Regions from separate parts of the Homo sapiens genome. Here region 2 is linked to region 1. A link is an interaction called in ENCODE POLR2A ChIA-PET data of the cell type or tissue named here. Cell type or tissue: CD4-positive, alpha-beta T cell. All regions are shown on one strand.

The links. Peaks named below come from ENCODE experiments on the same cell type or tissue, not always from the same donor. Only the 100,000 strongest peaks of a DNase experiment are listed, where the experiment ranks them.
Region 2: POLR2A ChIA-PET joins it to region 1 with 12 read pairs; 5 of 35 experiments call an interaction of 5 or more read pairs at or near these places.

What each region holds. Positions count from the first base shown.
Region 1 is chrX:19,842,468-19,850,467 of GRCh38, reverse strand. All of the region lies in intron 1 of SH3KBP1 (SH3 domain containing kinase binding protein 1), which reads left to right. Among named protein-coding and RNA genes, the nearest start is that of SH3KBP1, 41 kb to the left of the region's middle. In CD4-positive, alpha-beta T cell, no CTCF peak of the experiment used is centred here; a DNase peak (open chromatin) is centred at 3,337; H3K27ac peaks cover 680 bases.
Region 2 is chrX:19,679,633-19,687,632 of GRCh38, reverse strand. It overlaps SH3KBP1 (SH3 domain containing kinase binding protein 1), which reads left to right. Exons shown (of 18, transcript NM_031892.3): 6 at 3,605-3,810. Among named protein-coding and RNA genes, the nearest start is that of MAP3K15, 170 kb to the right of the region's middle. In CD4-positive, alpha-beta T cell, no CTCF peak of the experiment used is centred here; DNase peaks (open chromatin) are centred at 3,612, 4,452 and 4,802; H3K27ac peaks cover 4,500 bases.

The DNA of each region.
Region 1 (8,000 bases):
GTAGCTTATATATCCCAGCACTTTGGGAGGTCGAGGCGGGCAGATCACTTGAGTTCAGGAGTTCGGGACCAGCCTGGCCAACATGGTAAAACCCCGTCTCTACTAAAAATACAAAAATTAGCCAGGCATGGTGGCGCGTGCCTGTAATCCTAGCTATGCAGTAGGCTGAGACATGAGAATCACTTGAACCCAGGGGCAGAGGTTGCAGTGAGCTGAGATCGCACCTCTGCACTCCAGCCTGGGAGACAGAGCAAGACTCTGTCTCTAAAAGAAAAAAAAATTATAGATGCCCAGTACCCTTTATAACAAATTCAAATATTGAAACATACATATGTATACAATACACACATTTAATATTTTGTTGCCTTTAAAACCCCCATCTTCCTTTCCAGGTGCATTGCTATGCCCAGCATGGTCAGCTGAATCATTTGTGAAATAGTGATTACACCAGCTAGAGTTACGCCAGCATAAAGATTTGCATGTTTTCAGTTCAGTGTAGGACATTATTCTTCTACTTGCACATGTAGAGCATTTTAACAATCCGGAAGTGTTTCAGCATATATTTTGTAAAGATAAGGACTCTTTTCAAAACCATAATCACAATCATTTTTACACATACAGCAACTAACAGTGTTTCCTTATCATCAGACATTTAAGTTCAAATATCCAATTTTTACATGTAGTTTAAATATTTTAAAAGGTGTTTGTTTGAATCACGATTTGGAAGGTCTGTACTTTCTAACTGGTTGGTTGTCTCTGAGTCTGTTTTTTTTTTTTTTTTTTTCACTCTGCTACCCAGGCTGGAGTGCAGTGGCAGTCTCAGCTCACTGCAACTGCTGCAACTTCCACTTTCTGGGTTCAAGTGACTCTCCTGCCTCAGCCGCCTAAGTAGCTGGGATTACAGGCACGTGCCACCACGCCTAGCTAATTTTTGTATTTTTTGCGGAGACGGGGTTTTACCATGTTGGCCAGGCTGGTCTTGAACTCCTGACCTCAAGTGATCCGTCCACCTCAGCCTCCCGAAGTGCTGGGATTACAGGTGTGAGCTACCGCACCTGGCCTCTGAGTCTGTTGTAATCTAGGTTCTGCCATCTCTTTTTCCTTGCTTTTGTTGTTGTTGAAGAAACTAAGTCATTTGCCTACAGTCCTACAGCCTGGATTTTGCAGATTGCCTCCTTAGAGTGCCATTTAACATATTTTCGGACGTTCTGTATCCCCTGTAAACTGGTGGTAAATCCAGAGGCTTGATCTGATTCAGGTTCCGTTTGTTGGCAAGAATATTTTGCCAGCGGTGACACACACTTCCATCATGAGGCTCCAGATGCCTGGTTGTCTCTCTTTTTGTAATGTCCACAGCTGGCCAGGCACGGTGGCTCATGCCTGTAATCCCACCAGTTTGGGACACTGATGCCAGAGGATCATTTGAGCCCAAGAGTTCGAGACCAGCCTGAGCAACATAGTGAGACTCTCATCTCTGAACAAAAACTTTAAAAAATAAGCCATGAAATTTAAAAGAAATTAAAAAAAAAAGCTGGATACAGTGGCTCGCACCTGTAATCCCATCTATTTGAGAGGATGAGGCAGGAGGATCATTTGAGCCCAGGAGTTCCAGGCTCTAGTGAGCCATGACAATGGCACTGCACTCCAGCCCAGGTGACAGAGTGAGACCCTGTCTCAATCAATCAATCAATCAATCAATATCCACAGCTGCTAGTGACCATTGCTCAGGTTCTTGATTGCATTAGAGGTTGCAAAACGTTGATTGTCCAATTCTCTCATTCCTTCTTCATTTTATTAGCCAGAATATTCCTATACAGAGAAATTTCTCATCAACCATTTGGTTATCTTGAATTCATATAGGAAAGGCAGGACAAATGTTTGATTCTTTTTTTAAATTTACCAGTTTCAAAACAATGAGTTGGCTCCCTAGCATCTTCCAAAGGTGGCCAATGATGTTTTAAAAGTATCACTGTGAAAGATATATCACATAACATATGAGACATCAAATTAATTTGATGTCTTTCAATCCAGTTATTGTTACTAATGCAGTTATTATTTCAGTGCACTTTCAATGCTGTTTCAAGGCAGTTATTGTTAATCATGCTCATGTTGCCCCATTTGTGGCCAGTGGGAGCCTCTTCAGGTTCACTTCTGAGTTGTTTTGACATGACCCTAGTAGTGTTTGCTGGCCTCCTTGCTTTCTTGGTGTGACAAGATGGCCCAGGCTTATCACCTTTCCTGCCCCAGAAATGAAATCAGCCATTTATCTAAGGGTAGCTGGCTTTCTTTTTGTGAAAAACGGTATTTGGAGACTGAATGTGATTATTTCAGAAAAAAATGTATACATTGCTCTTCATAGATCATTATTCTTAGGAGTCTTTTGGTGTGAGGCTGTTGATCTTTTTAATTTTATTTACTTATTTTCACTAACTCATATTTCAATTTTGGGAAAGGTTTCAAAAATTTTAAACCCAATCCAGTTTATTTAGGTTTTATTCTCTTTTTCGAACTTTAAGCTATAACCTTCAAAGGAAAGCAAATGTTGGGTTTTAACTTCACTTCTTTTTTGTGTTACTCTATATAGACACATACTTACTCAGTGGCTTCCTGATGCTGCAATAAAGTATTTACAATGTAGTTGATTAAGAAAACATTTGTGAAGTAGATACTTGACTAGCAACTTTTTAGTTCAAATTATTGTTCAATATTAAAAAGTACCAACTCAAATGACTTACAAACGTTGGTAGTTACTGTCTTGATAGACTCCCAATTACTATGTGACATCATTGGTGAAACTTAGGATGAAACCGTGAAATGCACCCTCCCTAATAACCTGCACATTATGGTGTTGCAGATATGCTAGATGGTATCTCCAGATTAGATGTCTGGGAGCCTAAAGTAGTTATACTTATGACAGTTTGAAATTCTAGACTGCTTTGAAGAGCTGTTATTTTGCTGTTATCTTCTGCTTTTATCCCTGTACATTTGTCTCAGATCTCATCTCAGATTCTCAGCTTCTTGTCAAAATCATCCTTGCAAGTTTCTTGCCCCTCGACAACAAGCATTTCTTGAGTGCCTGACGGGGCCAAGCACTCAGCCAAGCACTTGAGGGAGGAAGATGCATTGGGCAATATGACTTTTCTTTCAGGAGGCCCATCAGCTTCTGTTTTACATGTCCCTTTTGCCTTCTAGGGGCTCGCGGTAGCAGGATTACTACACCTGGGAGTATAAATGAAGCCTGAGATGGGACATTAAATCTGCCGGGGAGAAAGCAGTGAGGATTCACTGTGGTTTCCTCTCACGTTACCTCACTGTCTGCTATCTCTCTTATGAGAAAGTATGTTTCTTAACAGAAGGCCATGCAGTGAGTGACTCAGCCCTTGCCCACCCCCAACCATGCTGACCAACCACATTTTTCTGTGGAATCGTTCTTCCCTCCTTTTGACTTGGTCCCTGCCTCTTACAGCTGATTCAGCTTAGCCACACTGAAATCAACAGGAAGGCTTTTGCTTTTCTTCTTTCATACAACATGTCCAAATATAAAGCCAACCTGCCCCCTTACTATCCTATCCTCAAGACAAGCAAGAGTTGCTTTCCATGATAGTCCTTACAAAGTATCCTGTACCATAAAGGCTCTATGAATTTATTTTGAATAAAATAGTTGGAGCAAATCCTTCAGATACCTTATCCATAATAAAATTGTTTCATGAAATGAGAGGGTGTTGGGGGGTGGGGAGCGATGTTTTCTAATTATTTTATTTCACATAATCTGTAATTACATTAATACATAGTATAAGCAGACACTTGACTGTTTCTTCTTCTGTTTTGAGGTTTACATATTCAGGTTAGCCCACAACCTTTTGGATCTTCTCACTGAGAAAAACAGGGGATCTCTTTCTAATCAGGCACTTGTCTTTGGGTCTTTTTTGAATCTGAGAACTAGGCTATCATTATAAAGTCAGGAAAATCTCTACTCATCCTCAAGCCATTTTATTATGTAACACTGTCAAATATTTATATAAAGCAGCATACTTTCTTCTCCATGCACAAAAAAAGGTTATGTCTTTAAGTGGCTAAACTTTTTTGACTAAACAGACTTTTTATTAAATTGGTTTTCTGGCCAGATGTGGTGGCTCATGCCCGTAATCCCAGCACTTTGGGAAGCTGAGGCTGGCCAATCACTTGAGGTTAGGAGTTTGAGACCAGCCTGGCCAACATGATGAAACCCCATCTCTACTTAAAAAAAAATTTAGCTGGGTGTGGTGGTGCATGCCTGTACTCTGGAGGCCAAGGCAGGAGAATTGTTTGAACCCAGGAGGTGGAGGTTGCAGGGAGCCTAGATCGTGCCACTGCACTCCAGCCTGGGCGACAGAGCAAGACACTGACTCAAAACAAGAAAAGAATATTGCTTCATAAACAGTTGTGCCTAGTAGCTCAGGAGACTACAATTAAGTCCATTTAAAAAATGTGTTTTTCTGAGATTCCATGTAACACTACCTGAAAAAAAGTAGAATGATGGGAATTAATTGGAGGCTCTAAAAACTAAATAAGAATATCGGGCCAGGCATGGTGACTCACCCCTGTAATTCCAGCACTTTAGGAGGCTGAAGTGGGTGGATTACTTGATGCCAGGAGTTCTAGACCAGCCTGGCCAACATGGCGAAACCCCGTTCTACTAAAAATACAAAAATTAGCTGGGCATGGTGGCACATGCCTGTAATCCCAGCTACTCAGGAGGCCAAGGTAGGAGAATCACTTGAACTTGGGAGGCGGAGGTTGCAGTGAGCTGAGATGGCACCGCTGCACTCCAGCCTGGGCAACAGAGCAAGACTCCATCTCAAGAAAAAAAAAATGGTTTTCTAAGATTCCACTGATTTTTCCCCTCCGTGATTGTTGTATAGAACCATTCTCTACACAGGCTTATCCAGCTTTAACCTGTTGTCTTTATTTTTTACTAGGTTTTGTTGTTGTTGTCTGCCTGTTTGTTTTTGAGATGGAGTCTTGCTGTGTCGCCCAGGCTGGAGTGCAGTGGCATGATCTCGGCTCACTGCAAGCTCTGCCTCCTGGGTTCACGCCATTCTCCTGCCTCAGCCTCCCGAGTAGCGGGGACTACAGGTGCCCACCACCACGCCCGGCTATTTTTTTGTATTTTTAGTAGAGACAGGGATTCACCGTGTTAGCCAGGATGGTCTCAATCTCCTGACCTCGTGATCTGCCCACCTCGGCCTCCCAAGGTGCTGGGATTACAGGCTTGAGCCACCGTGCCCGGCCTGTTTTTTAACCTGCAAAGTCACCTGCCCACTTTCTCCATTCTTTCTTTTTCACTTAAAAAGCCTTCTTCTGGTCAAGTTATTTTTATCCAGTCTATCTAATGGATATTCTATTTTTTGAGACGGAGTCTCACTCTGTTGCCCAGGCTGGAGTGCAGTGGTGCCGTCTTGGCTCACTGCAACCTCTGCCTCCCGGGTTGAAGCAATTCTCTGCCTTAGCCTCCCGAGTAGCTGGGATTACAGGCTCCCGCCACCACGCCCGGCTAATTTTTTTGTATTTTTAGTAGAGACGGCGTTTCACCATCTTGGCCAGGCTGGTCTTGAACTGCTGACCTTGTGATCTGCCCATCTTGGCCTCCCAAAGTGCTGGGATTACAGGCATGAGCCACTGCGCCCGGCCTCTAATGCATATTCTTAAAAGAGCTGTGTGTTAGGTTTGCAGGGGTTAATTTCAGGAAGCGTTTGATAACCCTTTGTTTTTGCTCCTTGAGGTTTTGTTCCAGGGACAGCCCCTGGTGAGGCAGAGGCTTCAGAAGGCAAGTGGTAGGGGACTCAAGGCCCACAGGTCTTGTGAATGCTTTCCCATCCAGGCCCTGCATTTCATTCTGATCTTTGATTGAATGCCCCTCTGCTATATAGGCATTGGTTGTGGTGAAGGTAAGAGTGAAATCAAGACTGATCACAGTAACTTGAGAGGCCTGGACTAGTGGCGTATACTTGTTTTGTGGCCAACTGGTCATGTTGATCATCAGCTTTCTCTAGCCTTCAAGTTAAATAACAAGGCTCACATTTGTAACTGCATTTCTTTGAGTTGAATGGTAAGGTATAGTTCGAGGTCAGTACTTTGTAAGGACACTCCTGGTGTCGTATGGTGCACTCAGTCACCAACATTTATTGAGCACCTACTTTGTGCCAGACACCAGACGAGGAGGAGAGGGTGCTCAGATCTGCCCTTTAAGAGCTCCCATTCCAGGGTGTGTGTAGGGAGGGCATGTCGGGGAAGCCCTCACAGCATAGCATGATAATGACCTGCAAGACTAGCATCTGGCATTAATGGAGCAGCTTCTGTATACAGTTTACAGATATCACGTCTCACCCTTGCCACAGATCACCTTCTGATTTTAAACACAAAGAAAGTGGGCTCGAGCTAGGAATCTCACCCCATGTCACACAGCCAGTGAATGTCTAAGCTGGAATTTGCTCCCAGGCCTGCTGGGCTTTCTCCTACACCTCATGCTTAGAGGTGACAAGAGAGGAGAGATGGGCTGGGAGGCTCAGGTTCCTTGGGCCTTCGTGGAAAGCAGCAAGTGACAAGAGTATCCTTAATGGTGTCTGAGGCAGGCAATGGTGGGCCTTTCTTTCCTCTCACACAGCCGGGTTTGTTTTTTCTCTTCTTTCTTGATTCATCTCTTTTCTGCTTTCCCTGCTGCTCCCCAATTCTTTGAGCTGCTACTGGGCCTGCTACAGACATTGTTGAATCCTGCCAGAGGCCATCCAGCCACAGGTGTGCTGCCTCCTGCCCAGGGAGAGAGTTCAGGCCCAGGGACTGTCTGTCACTGGGGTCCGTGTTCTGAGCCTGTCTTTGTTGGGGAAGCTGATGTTCAGTTTTTAAGATGCAGGTCTTGGGAATTACCTGCTTGTTGGGTTGATGTCCCTTAGTGGTGTGTTTGTGAAGACACCAAAAGGAAAACGTGGCTGGTATGTAGGTCAGCTTTATTGTACGCGGAGATCCCCACAGTATCTGTGGCCTTGACCTGGGAAATTCAGACCCCCAAACCCTTCAGCCCTGACACTAATGGGAGGGCACTGGATGGTAAGAACTTGGCCTTGTGCAGACTTGCATAGAGAAGAGTCTGTGTGTATGTAAAGTTGATGTATGGCCAGGCATGGTGGCTCACGCTTGCAATCCCAGCACTTTGGGAGGCCGAGGTGGGTAGATCACCTGAGGTCAGGAGTTCGAGACCAGCCTGACCAACATGGTGAAACCCCTTCTCTACTAAAAAATACAAAAATTAGCTGGGCGTTGTGGCAGGTGCCTGTAATCCCAGCTACTCGGGAGGCTGAGGCAAGAGAATTGCTTGAACCTGGGAGGTGGAGGTTGCAGTGAGCCGAGATCACGCCATTGCACTCCAGCCCAGGGGACAAGAGCAAGACTCCGTCTCAAAAAAAAAAAAAAAAAAAAAAAAAAAGTTGATGCACGAGTATCTGTTACGGTTCTCTGGTTTTAAGTAAAAGAAACCAACTCTTCCTTAACTAAGGTAGCAAAAAGGATTTATCAGAAGGCATTGGGGTAGTTTATAGGGTGGAAGGAGAAGCTAGAGGATCAGGTCTGAGAAAGATGGCAACTGGGCAGCTTCAGGGATCTCACTTCTGAGAGCCCTGGTGGGGGAATCTGCTCCAGCCGTCTCCAGTGTTTGTCACATTGCTTTGATCACAGTTGGGTCCTATGTCATACATTGGCTGGCAGAGGGCAGGGCATGTTGATGGACAGTCCCATCAAACTATCTCATGGTGGAGGGGAAGTTCCCCCAAACAGTTCCCCTCCCTGCATGGGGAGTGTTCTCCTGCTAGGGCACAAACACAGTCTACCACCTCAATGACCGACAATCTACAATAATAAATTCTTAAATATATATTGTTTAGACTTTTAATTTTAATATTATTATTTTTTTGAGATGGATTCTTGCTCTGTCACCCAGGCTGGAGTGCAGTGGCATGATCTCAGCTCAC
Region 2 (8,000 bases), 160 kb after region 1:
CACAGACGCTATTACAGTGAGTGACCTTAACAGCAGAAGGCAATTGTAAAGATAAGATCTGGGTACTTGTGTTTTTTGATGCAGCTGCCCTTTCCTGAGCTGCTCATGCTTATGCCAAGTGTCTGTGTGAATTTCTGATCCAAGGACATGGACTTATTTGTCTAAGTAAGTGCCATCTCCTTGGTGTGTGCTAAGAAGCATTCCCAGCACCAGCCCCTGGCGCTTTTGTTTGCTTTCTGCCTCTATCATGTATGTGATATGCGTGCATGAGCCATACGTGCAAACAAAGGAGCAGTAGCATTTGTCGTGGCATATGTATTTGTACCAGTTTCTCTGGGCTTCTGGGGTGGTGTAAGATGGCTTCCTGCAGAGATGTCAACCTCTCATGGTTATTGCTTTCTCTGAGTGGGTCACTGGAAACCAATAAACCATTTTGTCATTGTGTGGTTCAAAGAAGTAAGAATTTGGCATGAAAGTCCATGCCAGAAATGGCATTTTGCTTTGCTCACTCAGCCAATCACCACATGGCAGACTTTTTTTGGCAGGACCAATGTGTAGCCTTTTGTGTTGTGAAATAAGGCTGCCAAAAGTTGAGGGGAAGGAGATGAATGAGATGCCCTTAGAACAGTTCTTGCCACACAGTGAGCTCCATCCATGTGAGTGTTAAATTAAAAATAGATAAAAATATCTCATGGATCTCAACTGATCAATGCTGGAAGACTGGGTACATTCCACAAAATTGGACAGTTAAAGGACTCTCAGAAACAAAACTGAGGAGGCTTTGTTCTTTTTTTTCACCTTGAAGGAAAAGCATCCACCTTTGTGTGCATATACACATATGCATACATACCTACGTGTATGGATATGATGAGAGAGAACGTTGAAACATGAACACCAGAGCCATGCTTCACAAACTGGGGTCAAGTTTTTTTTCCTTGCCACTCCACCATGGGAAGATGCATGGCCCTACTGCACATGACCTCACTACACATGCAGGGTGCCGCCTGTGCCTCACCGTGGGAGTTTTGACAGCACCTAGATTGCTCTGTGCCCTGGTCATTTAGATGACTCCACCACCAGCCACATGTCTGGAAGTTACACCAGTGCACACTGTTAAAACACTAAAGCATCGCCCCAGACACCACACTTTCTGTAGTTCTCTCACCACTGCCTACCTGTAATGAGCCCTTCATGAACCAGCCCCCGTCCACAGTCCACACTCTGGGTTGCACCACCCAAGAGTGTAACCTGGCATTCTGGGCCTGACATGGGGACATTTTATGGGATAATGTGCATGATGGGCACGAGTCACTAAAAGATATATCACTAAATGAACATGAAAATGAAAAGTCACCTTTCTTTCCCTCTAAAGGGAAGGAACTAGATTTTGAATTATTTTACCAACACAGATAGTTAGATATTTAATTTATACACTTAAAAGTGATAGAACCAGCCTGCCAGAAGTTCTGGAAGAAAAATCTGCTGTGTGTTTCCTTCCCGGGCCATGCTTGTGTGGTTGAATGACTGTGCAACCTCTCTCTGTGTAACGTAGAGTATTTCTCACGGTGATTAGTATAAACATATTAAGATGAGCCCAGAAGACAGTAAATCCCAAAAACCAGAAGCTCAGTGAAATGAGGATGGCAGTGGCTGAAAATATTATGGTTCTAGCTAATGGTGAATGATAGAAGAACCCTTGAAATTCTTCTCTTTGAAAAACTAAAATAGACTTGCCCTAATCTGTTTGCCCTGCTGCCTTCTGGTGGTGATGAGGGGAGCGTGCTGAGGGAGGGGAGTGGTGATGGTTTCTTTCCACTAATGGTTTCTTTATTTCACCCTTGAATGGCTCTTTCCAAGCCAGAAAGGAATATACAAGTCATTTATCACATAGAAAGAATCCATACGGCAAAATGAGAACATGTTAAGGGGGAAATGACACAATATTTAGACTCCAAAATTATATCTCCAGCAGGGATATTTGCAAAAACAATGAACAGATAAACACACAAATGGATAGATGGATAGCTAATGGGGGAGGGTTCTTGATGTTTACACACTCTAATCCTTCCTGTGAATTGCAGCCGACCCCCTTGTTGTGGGCTGTTCCCCATTCGGTCCTGTGTTTTTGCTCACAAATGCTGGTTTTCAGTTAATTAAAATGTACACTGGGGACCTTCCTCCTCCCCCACCCTTTTGGCTTAAAAATACCATTTTATGGAAAATGACAACAACAACAAACAAAACCATTGTTTTAAGGATTTGATTCTGAAACGTGTTAGCAGTTTATAATGACCTTTCTATATTTTGTCTGTTTTCATTTAACAGTTTCTTCCTGCACTGAGACTTCCTTATTTGAATGACTTCCACATTTTATGAGATTTTATGTGAGCAAGTATTTGGTGTATCATTCTTATGGACTAGGAGGCCACCTTACCTGTAGGAAGATAATGCACAATTGGCTAATAGAGAACAACATTTGATGGCGTACTTTCATTTCAAGGGCATGGTTATGATCAGGAGTTATGTAGTAAATGTTCAGGAGCTATTCTACACATCTAGAGGCTTTCAGAGACAGGTTAATGACAGAGTTTAGTATTCCATAAAATATTCTTTGAATCCTGCCCTTTGATGGCATAATTGATATACTGACCATCAAAGGAAGAATACACCCAGAAATTAACTAGACACAAATAGGCTCTTCCTTTTAGGAACATGATTGTGGGCAGAGCCTTGGGAAAAAAGAATCTGGGGAGGTAAGTGTCCATGTTGTCTTGCTAATAACTATTTTATGACTTCCAAACACATGCCACAGAAGATCAAAGGAAGAGTGTCATGTCCCCAGTGTTCTTCTTTGGAAAGGGATTCAGCTTTGGGAAAACACTGGTGTTTAAAGGAGAGAAGAAGGGCTGTAGGTTTGGGGGATTCTGGCCTCTGGGAGGACGGCTTCCTTTCCCTCTTTAACAAACATGATCGTCTTGCTAGTGAAACCGTCTTAATGTCAAGTTTGGTTTAATGCTTTCCTAGAGAAACATGTCTGCATGCATTTATTCCTTGTGAAGCCATCCAAAAAGATTGAATTCTTTGGCAGTTATAATTTTGTGTGGTTTCTTTAATTGCTCATTTGTTTAAATGGCTTTTAGCTTTACAGTTTCCCTTTAGGAAATGTTACTTTCATTGCTAATTGCTAATTGACATGAGTCATAGAGATTGGAGGTACAGTATGTGGTACTGACTGGGTGGGGAGGCAACAAGGTGGGTGGGAAGGGTTGCTATTGCACAGGCTATGGGAAAACAAATTTGGATCAAAACCAGGCTCCCGGCTAAAGAGGGGTGAATTTCACATGTACAAAGATATCTGCTTTGGAATTAGATTTTCTGAAAAGTTGTTTTGATTCACATCTTAAAATTAAAAGTAAGGGGTGGGGAGATCAAACAAAACTCAGAGCCAGTCAAACTACTCAACATACTGAATACAAAAGCCTAGTGCAAGTTATCCTGTGCCCAGTCACACTTTTAGAGGTGGTTCCTGGCTGGTTGTGAAGTTCTTCTTCAGGGCTCTGGCTGATTTCTGAGCTCTTTCTCTCCCCATCCCCACTCTTGACAGGTTTAAGGGAAACCACAGGCTCCGAGAGTGATGGGGGTGACTCAAGCAGCACCAAGTCTGAAGGTGCCAACGGGACAGTGGCAACTGCAGCAATCCAGCCCAAGAAAGTTAAGGGAGTGGGCTTTGGAGACATTTTCAAAGACAAGCCAATCAAACTAAGACCAAGGTCAATTGAAGTAGAAAATGACTTTCTGCCGGTAGAAAAGGTATGTTCGACAGTTTCTATTTGATTTCAACTTAATGTGGAATATCCAAAAGTACGTTGTGGGGTTTGGTGCTGGAGGCTTCCAATTCCTCTTTTAGGGTTTCCATGTCCTCATGTACTAGTTGTTTGTCCTGTCTTCTTTTTTAGCTCTCCCTCTGTGTGGGAACGACTTCCCTCAAAAGGCTCATGCTCTAGTTTGCTGCTTTCTTTCTTGCTGATCTCTCTAGGGAATGCTTCTCAGGATGACTTTGGAAATGGACCAGTACTTCTCTATCTGCTTCCCAGAAAAACCCCTCATTCCTGGACCCGCCTAAGTGCATGACCCTGACACTTTTCAGACACTGGCCAATCTCTCTCCGCTCCTTGTACATTTCTCTAGTGCTTTGTGCTTGGGTGTGCTGACTGTGGTTCTGCACTAGAGTGAAGGAATTGTGCACCTTTTCTCTAAGAGTTAGTTGGAGATAATTTCAGACTGTTGAAAGGAAGTCTCCCGCAGGTGTGAATGATGGAGATGGCCTGTGCTGTGACTCCCTGGGTTGTTCCCTTCAGGAAGCTGGCTGTTTCCTTCTGCCTCTGGTTCTGGGCTAGTGAGAGGCAGGCAGCATGTTGCTGCTGAGTACGCGGTTACCACAGCAACACACCCAGAGCCCTCGCGCTTGTGGCTGCCGATGACGTCTACTGTGGTATACTTCTGAGCATTGTAGCCTTGCTTAGGAGTTGATAAATACTGTGGAATTTTCCAAATTATAATAAGCTACTCTCGTGCTGTGCTTAAGGCATGTTTGTTAATTCGATTTAGTGCTGAAATTTTTGCTTTGACATTTGTGCCAGCAGATTTGGGGGACGGGGTATTGGCAACCTCTCTAATTCAGGTTTATGGGTGGCTTTTAAGTGTTGTTGTTTTTTTTTCTTTCTTTTTTTTTTTTTTTGGTGGGATAACATTTTAAAGGTTGCATCATCTTCTGCAGCTGTAGGACATCCACCCCTCCACCCGCCCTCAGCAACCTTGCCCAGTGTCATCATGCATTAGAAGCAGAATCTGAAAAGGAAACTTTTCGAACACTGAATCCCTCTAGAGATGAGTCAGGCAGAAAGGGCAGATACCTAGAAATTAAAAACCGTTTCATTTAAACTTTTTTTTTCAATGTTGAAGTTTCTTTGAGTCAGCATTGTTCCTTTCAGCAATCAATATATGATATTTTTCAAGATCTGAAAACTAGTGTCCCAGCTCTTGAGCTCACTTCTGTTGCATATGGTCACATTCAGATTCCTGTGAACATTTACAAAAGAGCAAGTCCCCATCTTGGAAAGGAACACTGGATGCAGTTTTTCTTCTTTTATTCAAGTGGTTGAAGTGAAAACGACCATTGACTCAGTCAGCAAACAGTTCATTCCTTTTGTTTGTTTTATGATTCCTGGCCTTTATCTTCTTTGTGTAGGAGGACTGTGTGTGTGTGTGTGTGTGTGTGTGTGTGTGTGTGTGTGTGTGTATGACTCTTATTATTGCTATTAATATTAGTTTTAGCTGCCAATAATAAATTGAGTTACTGTTGATAGCAATGTCAATGTCAAATATAATACTTGAAAGTTTTTATCTCAGCACATTTCTTTCCTGAACCTCAGAGCTGTATGTCCAACTGCCTGCTTACTTCAGTATCTCCACTTGAAGATCTTAAATTCATATCCGTTTGCCTAAACCTGAACTCATCGTCCTCCTCCAACTGCTCTACCCACAGCTTTCCCCATCTCAGTTGAAGGCAGCGCCATCTCCCACTCCTATCGCTCAGGACAGAAACCCTCAGGTTGTCCCTGGCTCTTTCTCTCAGCTCTGCCTCCTAAATATGTCCATCATCCACCTAGGTCTCATCACTTCCACTGCTCCTTAATAGGGATTTCTGCCTCTCCCCATCCCCCTGGAGTTTAGTCTTAAGAGCGAAGCCAGGGAGAACCTTTGAAAACCCAAGTCACATCATGCTACTCATCTGCTCACACCCCTACCAAGGCTTTCCTGAGAAAAAAAGTGAGACCCGACCCTCGTTACTGCTGGGACTTCCTCCCCCACTGCTCTCCCTTCACTTTCTTCGTTCTGGGTCCTTGCTCTTCCTCAGACATGCCATGCACACTCCTACAGGGGGCATTTGCTGCAATGGTCTCCTCAGCCTGGGCCACTCTGCATCTACCTGCCCACTTGGCTGCCTCCCTTTCCTCCCTGCTATCTTAGCAGAAACCTCACCCCATCCCCCTTCCTGGTACTAAATATTTTGTTCTCTGTGGCACATACCATCTTCTAACAGATTTATTTTTGTTATATATGTCACTTATTTTGTTTGCTAATCTATTCTATGTGCTTAGAACAGTGCATGGCACATTGTAGGTGCTCAATAAATATTGTTGAATGAATAATATTAAAATATAAATGCTGCACTTTAGAGATTACAGACATCTCTAGAATGAGAGTATTGGGTGAGATAATATAGCACTTGTGTAGTTGAAAATATATCAATTGTATAGTTCACTGCACCTCTGTGAAGCAGATAGTTCATTTATTGCATTGATATTGGTGCCATGAAGTGTTAACTTCATCAGACACATATATGTGTGTGCGCAAGTGCGTTGAACATCCCTAATCCAAAATCCAAAATGCTACAAAATCGAAACTTATTGGGCACCAATATGATTCTCAAAGTAAATGTTCATCGGAGCATTTTGGATTTCGGATTTTTGGATTAGGGATGCTCAACCTGGATGCATTCTGCTGATACTCCACAATGCAAAAAGAAAAAAAAAAATCTGAAATCCAAAACACTTCTGGTCCCAAGCATTTCAGATAGGGATATTTGACATTTGTGTGTGTGTACGCATTCGTGTATGCATCTTGATTCCTGATTTGTCTGCAGAATGAAACCATGTGCTGGAAGCTCCCTAAACCCATTTCTCATGTGGAGCCTCTGGGGAAAACATAAACTTCCTAGCCTGCTTTCTGGGTGTGGACAATTTTTACAACATCTAAGAGGATTTGAAACTATCTCCACCCCATGTTGTTGGCGCCATGGATAGTTGCATAGATTTATGGATCTATCATGTTATTGTACAACCTGGCACAAAAGCCGATAAGTGTGATTCTGTTTTATTAGCATACAACCTGGTTTTCATCACTTTTGAGATGGTTATGTGTCTAAGATTTATGTCTAAGGAAGAAAGCTTCCTTTGAGAATTGAGCTCACTGTTTTCATTTTTAGAAGTGTAAATTGGATCTTGCGTGATAGCATTCAGTAGGTGAGGCTCAAGTAGGTCTGCTCAGGCTGCGACAGTTGGCCTTCTGAAATGTCTGGCTTGATAACTTGGATGAGGGAAAAAGGGAATCTGACCATTATTAACAGCTGTGAGCATCATATTATACTTTTCGTTCAGGTTTGTGAAGTTTTTTTTTTTTTTTTTTTTTTGAAACAAGAGTCTTGCTCTGTTGCCTAGGCTGGAGTGCAGTGGCACAATCTTGGCTCACAGCAACCTCTGCCTCCCAGGTTCAAGTGATTCTCATGCCTCAGTCTCCTAAGTAGCTGGGATTACAGGTGCACACCACCACACCCAGCTTAATTTTTTTTTGTATTTTTAGTAGAGACGGGGTTTCACCACGTTGACCAGGCTGGTCTTGAACTCCTGACCTCAAGTGATCCGCCCACCTTGGCCTCCCAAAGTGCTGGGATTACAGGTTTGAGCCACCATACCTGGCCAAGTTTGTGAAATATTAAGATCCACTTGTCTGAGTCAGTAGATAATCTTGTGCTTATCTTATATTTTAATCTATATTACCCTACCCAGAGTTAATGATTAGATTATACACCAGGAGAGATATTGTATAACATCCCTCCACCAACTGTGAATAGATAAATAGTTCATGTAGGTATTCTTGTTTCTCTTATCAGGCTATAAGGAAGGATTCCGTTTATGAATCTTTTAAATACCACCAAGTGGATATGTCTCCGAATGATTTGCTGAATGTACCATTTAACTGAAATATTTACAGCTGAGTTGATTTAATGTCTGGGACTTGCTTCCTATAGTCCAGAAGATGAAAGAGTGGGGCATAGAGGAGACATTGATCATGAGTTGGTATTTGTTGAAACTGGATGGTGTATACATGGGGGTTCATCACACTCTATTTTTGTGTATGTTGGAAATTTCCCTTGATAA